3 separate regions of the Homo sapiens genome follow, and regions 1 and 2 are each linked to region 3. A link is a contact called in ENCODE Hi-C or POLR2A ChIA-PET data. All regions are on one chromosome and are shown on one strand. Each heading gives the region's core, a stretch centred on a gene start or an enhancer-like site at or near the end of the contact. The rest is flanking DNA. Distances are from core to core; before and after follow the strand shown.

The links. A loop is a pair of places that touch in the nucleus more often than their neighbours do. ChIA-PET counts read pairs that join two places held with the same protein, here RNA polymerase II (POLR2A). Pooled maps may share reads with other maps.
Region 1: a map of chondrocyte shows a loop between it and region 3 (2.5-fold over the local background). The contact joins the enhancer-like site here to the promoter of ERFE in region 3. A Hi-C loop is called at or near these places in 3 of 168 maps with a recorded cell type or tissue (chondrocyte and psoas muscle) and 2 of 50 pooled maps.
Region 2: a pooled map shows a loop between it and region 3 (2.9-fold over the local background). The contact joins the promoter of PER2 here to the promoter of ERFE in region 3. A Hi-C loop is called at or near these places in 1 of 168 maps with a recorded cell type or tissue (ascending aorta) and 2 of 50 pooled maps. POLR2A ChIA-PET finds 5 or more read pairs at or near these places in 2 of 52 experiments (PC-9 and T-cell).

What each region holds. Positions count from the first base shown.
Region 1 is chr2:237,904,121-237,906,820 of GRCh38, forward strand. The region is part of intron 2 of RAMP1 (receptor activity modifying protein 1); the gene reads left to right. Among named protein-coding and RNA genes, the nearest start is that of RAMP1, 46 kb to the left of the region's middle. Within about 2 kb of position 1,356, at least 19 of the 41 ENCODE cell types and tissues checked have a DNase peak (open chromatin) inside an H3K27ac peak, as active enhancers do; they include psoas muscle, where a contact is called at or near this core.
Region 2 is chr2:238,287,282-238,289,981 of GRCh38, forward strand. PER2 (period circadian regulator 2) reads right to left here and starts at 1,329. Exons shown (of 23, transcript NM_022817.3): 1 at 1,068-1,329. It overlaps LOC112268433 (a long non-coding RNA gene), which reads left to right and starts at 588. Exons shown (of 3, transcript XR_002959458.2): 1 at 588-616. RefSeq lists enhancers at 267-789, 874-1,768 and silencers at 1,317-1,466, 1,807-2,076.
Region 3 is chr2:238,157,526-238,160,253 of GRCh38, forward strand. ERFE (erythroferrone) reads left to right here and starts at 1,445. Exons shown (of 8, transcript NM_001291832.2): 1 at 1,445-1,680. The coding sequence starts at 1,483. RefSeq lists a silencer at 1,423-1,492.

The sequences.
Region 1 (2,700 bases), core at 106-2,605, 250 kb before region 3:
AAGAAATATTGGGCCGGGCTCAGTGGCTCACGCCTGTAATCCCAGCACTTTGGGAGTCTGAGGCGGGCGGATCACGAGGTCGGGAGATCAAGACCATCCTGGCTAACACGGTGAAACCCCGTCTCTACTAAAAATACAAAAAAAAAAAATAGCCAGGGCGTGGTGGCGGGCACCTGTAGTCCCAGCTACTCGGGAGGCTGAGGCAGGAGAATGGCATGAACCCAGGAAGTGGGGCTTGCAGTGAGCTGAGATCATGCCACTGGACTCCATCCTGGGCAACAGAGCAAGACTCTGTCTCAAAAATAGAATAAAAATCAAAATAAATAAATAAATGAAAGTTAGCCAGGTGTGGTGGTGCACGCCTGTAATCCCAGCTATTCTGGAGGGTGAGGCAAGAGGATCACCTGAGCCCGGGAGGCAGAGGTTGCAGTGAGCCAAGATCGTGCCACTGCACTCCAGCCCGAGCAACAGAGCAAAACGCTGTCTAAAATAATAAATAAATTTTAAAAAGCGAATATAAAGCCAAAAGTGCTTTCCCCTCAGATTTTCTGACAATTTAGACACACATTGCCTGGTCACCTTTTGCTTAAGTATAAACTCAAAAAGGACAAGAAATGTATACGTCATGAGCCAGTCAAGTGAGGACCTGTATCTTTATCTTAATAGGAGACTAAGACTTGAACAAGCGAATGAGGTCTCCAGGATCACTCTGGGTAAGAGGTGGAGCTGGGATTTGAACCCAGGTCTATGGGTGACAGGGCCCAGGCTCAGATATTTCATATTAGGGCCAGCCGGGGGTAGCTGGGGGACAACTGCAACCCAGGGTGTCCCCAGAGTAGATGACTCACCTGTGAGCATCAGTGATCACACTTTCTTACCAGCAAGTAACCATGAACAGTGGTGTCGGGCCTTGACTTGGGACCCAGATATGCTGGAAACTCCCACCATAGGATTCAGGAACATTCCAAGCAAAGTTTGCTTCGAGCCCCAGAATAGAAGGTCCTAGCCAAAAAAGGATAATTACTCAGTGACACGAGAACTGAAACTTTAGGGAGTTAAAGCCAGGGTGTATTTTTCATGACTATTTTGGGTCCTTCAGTCCGTTCTGTGTTCTTTTGGGCAGAAGAATGTCTGTACTCTGAGGGGAATTCTTTTATCACATCCTCACTGACGGAGCTCACAACATTTATTGAAAGTTTCAGCTGTCACTTCTGTATAAATAAACAGGATGAAGTGGGCAGCCGACTGCACATTAGAGATATTTTTAGACGTGGGTGGCACTGCAATCCAGAAGGCTGACATATCAAGGAGAGAGTGCCTGATCCCAGAATAGCCCACCCACACACGGCCCTATCTGCCTCAGCGTGGCCTCGGCGTGGGTTCTGTGGTGGCGTGGCTTCCTGCATCCGCTCCTTCCTGTTCTGTTTGGCCAGTGCAGAGATGGCAATAGCTCCTCCTAAAAATGCCACAGCTCCGCTCCTCAGAGGACAGGGGTCAGTGTTCAGGATCATGTGTCACTGGATCTGCAGAACACCAAAAACTAAACTGCCTGCGGGTTTGGTGGGTCTGAGATATGGGAGAGGATCATCATTCAAAGCAGGCTTCATTGGTCAGATGCAGTGGCTCACGCCTGTAATCCCAGCACTTTGGGAAGCCAAGGAGGGTAGATCACCTGAGGTCAGGAGTTCGAGACCAGCCTGGCCAACATAGTGAAACCCCATCTCTACTAAAAATACAAAAATTAGCCAGGCATGGTGGACCATGTCTGTAGTCCCAGCTACTTAGGAGGCTGAGGCAGGAGAATCGCTTGAACCTGGGAAGCGGAGGTTGCAGTGAGCTGAGATTGTACCACTGCACTCCAGCCTGGGCAACAGAGCAAGACTCTGTCTCAAAAAAAAAAAAAAAAAAAAGGCAGCATTCTCACTGTTTAGCCCTGTAGTTGAGAAGGCTGGACTTGGTTTTCAGCAACAATAACACGTCTAACATTTACCATGGACCGGCCACATAACGTGCACTCATTCGTTTTTCCCCCACGATGAGACTCAAACCGTCACGACTTCATGTGGCTTTTTCCACTTCTGTTTTCTTCTTGAAACATGAGTCCTTGTTCACCTGGAGAGACCACACACCCCAATGCCTACAGGCACGGCACACTCTCTGCTGCCTCTCCCTCCTCATGCCTCATCTACTAGGCCTCTTGGATGGGCTAAGGGAGGCCCTGCACACTCAGGGCAGTGACCTAGAGGGCAGCCAGGAAGGAAAAACAGTGACCGTACGATAGGGGCGGGGGTAGAGGGGTGCTGGGATGCCGGAGAGGCCCCTACTTTTTCTGTATAGCCTCTTAAAGCCCCCAGGGGTCTCCTCACATTTAATTTATGGCCTCTGATCCATTTACTCACTTTCTAGATTAAATATAAGGAAAAGTACCCTTCTATTGTCTTCATTTTCACTGTTTTTGGAGCCCTTCATCTATTTATGTGGATCTCAAACTCTTTCTTATCACTGAAGAACTTTCTTTGACATTTCTTGTAGCACAGGTCTGCTGGCAATGAATTCTCTCAGCTGCTTTTTTCTCAAAAGGTTCTTATATCAACCTCTTTTTTTTTTTTTTTTTTTTTTTTAAAGACAGTCTTGCTCTGTCACCCAGGCTGGAGTGCAATGGCGTGATCTCAACTCACTGCAACCTCCGCCTCCCAGGTT
Region 2 (2,700 bases), core at 79-2,578, 130 kb after region 3:
TCCCTTTCTTCATTATAGTCATATAGCACACAAAAATCAATTCACCTTGTATTTTAAAACTCAATTTCCAAATAAAGCCTTCAGGTAGAGTCCTGTTTTCTTCTCAGGCACACCCAGCCTGGGACCAGAAGCCCCAGGTGGGGGTAGAGGGTGGGCCAAGAAGTCTAGCAGTCCTGCTGTGCCATATACAGGTGAGAGGCGTCCATGTGGGGCTTTAGCCACCGTGTGGGGTTCTTAACACATTTCCCGGACTTAAGGCCCTTCCTCCCAAATTCCAGCCCACCCAGGATTCAGCACGCAAGTGGAGGCCATCACTGAACCTCTGAAGCTCATCCTGCCCCAGGACGATGGGAAGATCCTGCAGACAGCCTGGGCCTGGGCCTCAGTTTGCTCATCTGTCAGGCTGAGGGGTTACTCTGGGTGATTTTCAGGGTGCCTTCTGGCTCTGTTGTTCTGTATGAATCAGCTTTCCAAACGGGTTCCTTCTGTGTAGGTTACAGAAACCCTGGCAACCAACTCGTCATCCCTTACCCTGGCCTTCCTGAAGGGGGAAGCAGGCCACCTCCCACCCCCTGGTCTATGTCTGGGACTTGGCAGCCAAAGTACATCCCAGAAGGTAGGCGCGACTGCTGCACCAAAGAGTGGACACCCCCATTCCCTTCTATCCAGTCCGGGGAAAGGGAATTAATACAGGGTGGTCCAGGGGAGGCAAAGGGGCGAACATTAGAGGGTCTCCCCGCCCTCAGGTTCCCAGGCCTGGCTTGGCACCGGGACTTCCTTGTCCCTCTGATCACCCATTCCAGGAGACCCGTGGGTGTCCAGGAAAAGCTCCTAGATCAGCGCCCCTCCATGGCCCTTCCCCAGCCCAGGACTTAGCCCTGTGGCCTCAGAAGAGGCAGTCAGCTCCCCGAGGGTCCTCCAGATCCCAGGGCCGGCTGCGCTGACCCTTGGTTTCCTTGGCCTTCCCCATGCGAGGGGAGGGAGGGTTCCCAAAAGAGAATCGCCCACGGAACCGCAGCCCGCGCGCAGTCACTCGGTAGCTCGGTGCCCTACACACGCTGCCTCACCTTTCGGACCTCAGGCTCCTGAGCTGCGAAGCGGGGGTTCGAGTCCCCAACCCTCGGTGTCACCGCAGTTCAAACGAGCGCACCCTGCGCGCGGCTCGACCACTCTCCACCTGGGACAGGGCCAAGGGCACACGCCCCCACGCCGGCGCCGTTTCAAGCCGAGGAGTCCAGCAGCCCAAGGAACTTCCGGCGGCGCCTCCGCTGCCCGAGCCGGCGCTGGGACCCCGACCTGCCCGAGGCCCGCGCGCCGGCGGCGGTTACGTAAGCCGCAGCGGGGCCGCGCCGCGCCACTTACCGCCGGCCGCGCCCGCGTCAGCCCGTCCGCCGGTCCCTCCGCCGACTCGCGGCTCTGTCCGCCCGGCCCCGCGCCCGCCGCCGCCGCCCACAGCTGCACGTATCCCCTCAGCGCCGCCGCCTCCGCCGCGGCCGAGTCGCCGCTGTCACATAGTGGAAAACGTGACCGCGCGCGCCGCGCCCGCCCCCGGCCTCCGCCATTGGCCGCGACTCCGTCTCATCTGCATACATGAGGGGCGGGGCCTACGAACGCCGCGCGCCCATTGGTGGCCGCGCCCGTCGCTCTTTTTACATAAGACGCACATGGAACTCCATGTTCACCTCGTCGGTTCCTCAATGGAGACGCGGCGCGTTCGTGCTACCCGTCGTCCTCCCTAGTGGTCTCATCCACTTCCGGCGTCGGCGCCTTCCATTCACTACGCCCTCAAGCCCGCCAGCTCGGGGAGCGCGGAGTGGCGCGTACCATTGCGGGCGGGGGAGCTGGGCGCGGGGCTCCTGCGCACCTCCGGCCGGCCTGGCAGACCCGGCGCGCCGAAGCCGGACGAGGGAGACCTCCACCTCCGGCCACCGGCCAGAGGCGCGCCCCCAGCGGCCAGGGCCGCGGGAAAGTCCGCGCGGCATGCTTCATTCACGCATTCACATTCATTCATTTACTCATTCACTCACTCATTCATCGCGGGGCCCCGGAGCAGCCCAGGAGAAGGTGGCAGCACCGCCCTGCAGCAGCTCCGGGGGCACGCCCACCCGGGCCTCTGAGGTGCCTGTGGTCGACACTTGTCCCGGCAGCTACCAAGTGACCTTTCTTATTTTTGAGACCACGTGTTGCAATTTTTGGTTCAGGAAATAGAGTCATTGTTACTCTGGGGAGGTACAAAAGAAAGAAATGATGTTGTCCCTGCCCCCAAGCGCATCACTAGGGAGAAAGGACTATCTCATAAAAAGGAAACTTAATCAAATGCTAAATTGGGCGATGTGGGCTATAAATTAACCAGAGCTATCCCCACAGGCTCCGTGAGAAAGGCAGCACTTCCAAGGCGGGTAAGATGGGCCCTGAGAAAGGGACGCCTTACAACGGTGCAAGCCGTAGAGACGCAGGAGCCAGGGGTAGGAGGTTGTCCTGGGAGACAGCGCGGGACCCTGCATCACCTTGTTTCGGTAAGCATTGTGTGGGGCATGTGGAGCCTCTAAACTTCCATTTAAAGTGTCAGGAGAAAGAGTACAATTTCCCCGGGTCTGGGTAGAAGCCTGAGACTTACAGGACAGGAAGGAGCTTTCAGGCTCCCACGCAGCAGGCTCTGAATGTGTAGGCTCTCATGGGGAAGGCGAGACTGTCCAAGAA
Region 3 (2,728 bases), core at 195-2,694:
CCTCCCCACCCAACTCTACACCATTCCCATATCCTATGGGAAAAGGGGTGGAATCACAGGGAATAATTACCTTCTGATCCCATGCTTTTCCTAAAGTATGAAGTATTTCCTGGTTTCCCCACCTGCCAGGCATGAGGCCAGCCAGGTGGAACATCGCATGAGTGGCCAGAAAAGGCAGGCGACAAAGGCCAGCTTGCATCTGAGGACGGAACTTGGCCCATCCCCAAGCCTGGGGGGCACCACCTGCGGCTGCTGGTGCCCCTTTCAGTCCCTGCTGCCACATCCTGTGAACCAGGACAGGGTAAGGCCTCCTTTCCCCAGCGGGCTCTTCTCAAAAGAGTTCCCCGGGAACAGCAGCCCTCGGTGTGAGTGTAAGGTACTTTTCCAGCGGAGCCTTCTCCCGTTCTTTAACAAAAAGCACTGTGTACCCACCAGGGGCAGGTGCCTCGGGGGTGGGGCAAGCGAGCCAAGTGTGCGACCCTCCTCGGCTTAGCGTCCAGTGGTGGGGCAGATAGTCAAAAGGGCATGCGATATAACAAAGCCAGGGGTAGGGTGGGGCTGGGGCTGGCTCTTTCCTGGTAGGGCCGCCCAGAGGCCTCTCTGCCACCTTCTCCGAGGCCTGCAGGGTCTGGTCCACCTCTGGGGGCACTGATTCCGGTGGGCGGTGGGCAGCCTGGCTTCCGGTCTGGTCTGCCCCCACACCCCCGCTAGGGCACGATAGGGGTCAGTTCTCCCAGCCCAGGCCCCGCTCAGCCCCACCAGGGCAGGGCGGCTGTCCTGAGTTGTTTCTTGGCTCCCTGCGTCTTCTGGGTCCCGGCAGGTGCGACAGGTGGGGAAGAACAGTGAATCCCTGCGCTCAGAGCACGCCAGCCATGGACGGAGGGCGGCCTGGAAAGGGGAGTTCCCGCCTGGGAAAGGGGCGCTGAGAAGGGGCCCTGAGGGTCTCCCGGCTCAGATTTGCTCCACCTGTGTCATAGAGGCCTGGGCCTTGCGGGGCGCAGCCAGGAGAATGGGGAGGGGGTACCTCGGGGGTCCCTGCAGAGGACGTGGGGGACAGAGCGGGGAGAAAGGATGCCTCGAGCCGTCTGGGAGGAGGCAGCGCCTGGCTCCCCGCAAAGAAAATGGGGTCGCGAGGGCCGAGGGTCCAGGGCTGGGAGAAGGGGCGCCTCGCTCCCCAGGAAGCAGAAGCGCTGGACAGCGCGAAGGAGGGATCCCAGAACCAGGAGTTGCAGGGGGGACGCGCCCAGCAGGGGAACACCCCTCGCTCTCCCTGCCCTGCCCCGCTCCCCGTGCCCCCTCCCCCACTCCCCCTCCCCCGCCCGGACACTCCCCCCATCCCCATGCAGCGCGCACGGGAGCCGGGAGGGGGCGCGGGCGGGCGCGCGGTCTCGGGCGAGGCGGGGGATTCAAGCGCGTTATAAGGCGAGGAGCCCGGGGCGTCCGAGACGCCGCGCTCGGAGCCGCGAGGGAACCGCCGCCCGCATGGCCCCGGCCCGCCGCCCCGCCGGAGCCCGCCTGCTGCTCGTCTACGCGGGCCTGCTGGCCGCCGCCGCCGCGGGCCTGGGGTCCCCGGAGCCTGGGGCGCCCTCGAGGAGCCGCGCCCGCAGGGAGCCGCCGCCCGGGAACGAGCTGCCCCGGGGCCCCGGGGAGAGCCGCGCGGGGCCGGCCGCTCGTCCGCCGGTAAGACGCCCGGGCCCGCTCCAGACCCAGCCCGCGCCCGCACGCCCCGGCTCGGGGCGGCGGGAGGCGGACGTGGAGGCCGAGCCCGCCCTCACCCCCGAGGGCTGCTGCATCGCCTGGCACCGGGGCTCCGGGGCTCCGCAGAGACTCAGGGCCGTGTAGACGCCGCCCTCAGCCCGGCGGGGCAGCCTTGACTTTGGCTTTGGGGTAGTTTGACTTAAAGCAAGGTTCTACTAGGTCGGCGAAACCCCCCTTTTCTTTTGGGACAGAAGGAAGTTGGGAAATAGATAAAGTGTAAATAACTTGATTTGAGGAAATTGGGAAGAACGCATTTGTAAAAAGTGTAAGCGAATTACTGCCACCGCCCCCAATCTATTTGGTGCAATTATCTGGAAAACAAAAAGTGTTTTCCTGCGGATCTGGGGTCGGGGGGCTGTGCAGGGTGGGGAATGACATGTGGCTTTGAGTCAAGTGATCAGGTGGCTTTTGGCCGTGAGTGGGTGATCTTGAGCTCTGCCCTGCCCCCTCCTCTCCAGGGTTTTGGAGCCTGGACTGCTGAGCAGAGGGTGGTCCGGTTGGGGAGGTGTGGCCCAGGCCTGAGGAGGGGAGAACTTCAGAGGAGCCCTCAGTGTGGCCGGGCCTTGGGTCAGGGAGACAGGGCTGCCCCAGGGAAGCCGGGGTGGGCGGCCGGTGCTGTTTATTCTGAAGATGCTCAGGGGCAGTAGAGGGGAGAGCCAGGAACGCATCTACTAGAGAGGACAGGGGTGCAGCCAGGCCTGGGGTCCCCCAGAGTTCTCTATCCCGGCCCCATCACACCCAGCCACTTCCCAGGGACTGAAGGCACCCCCTCCCCGTGCAGTTGGCCAAACCACCCAGGTGGGCACAGCAGCCAAATGTCAGGGCACTGTCAGCAGGAGGCAGACGGGGCTCAGGGGCTTCCAGGTGGAGTTTTGGCCTTGGACCCTGTTTGTGGGGGACACAGTGACACCAGAGGTCCTCCCAGGCTCCAAGGCTTGTTTCTGAGAGACCCCTTGTGGCTGGAACCAGG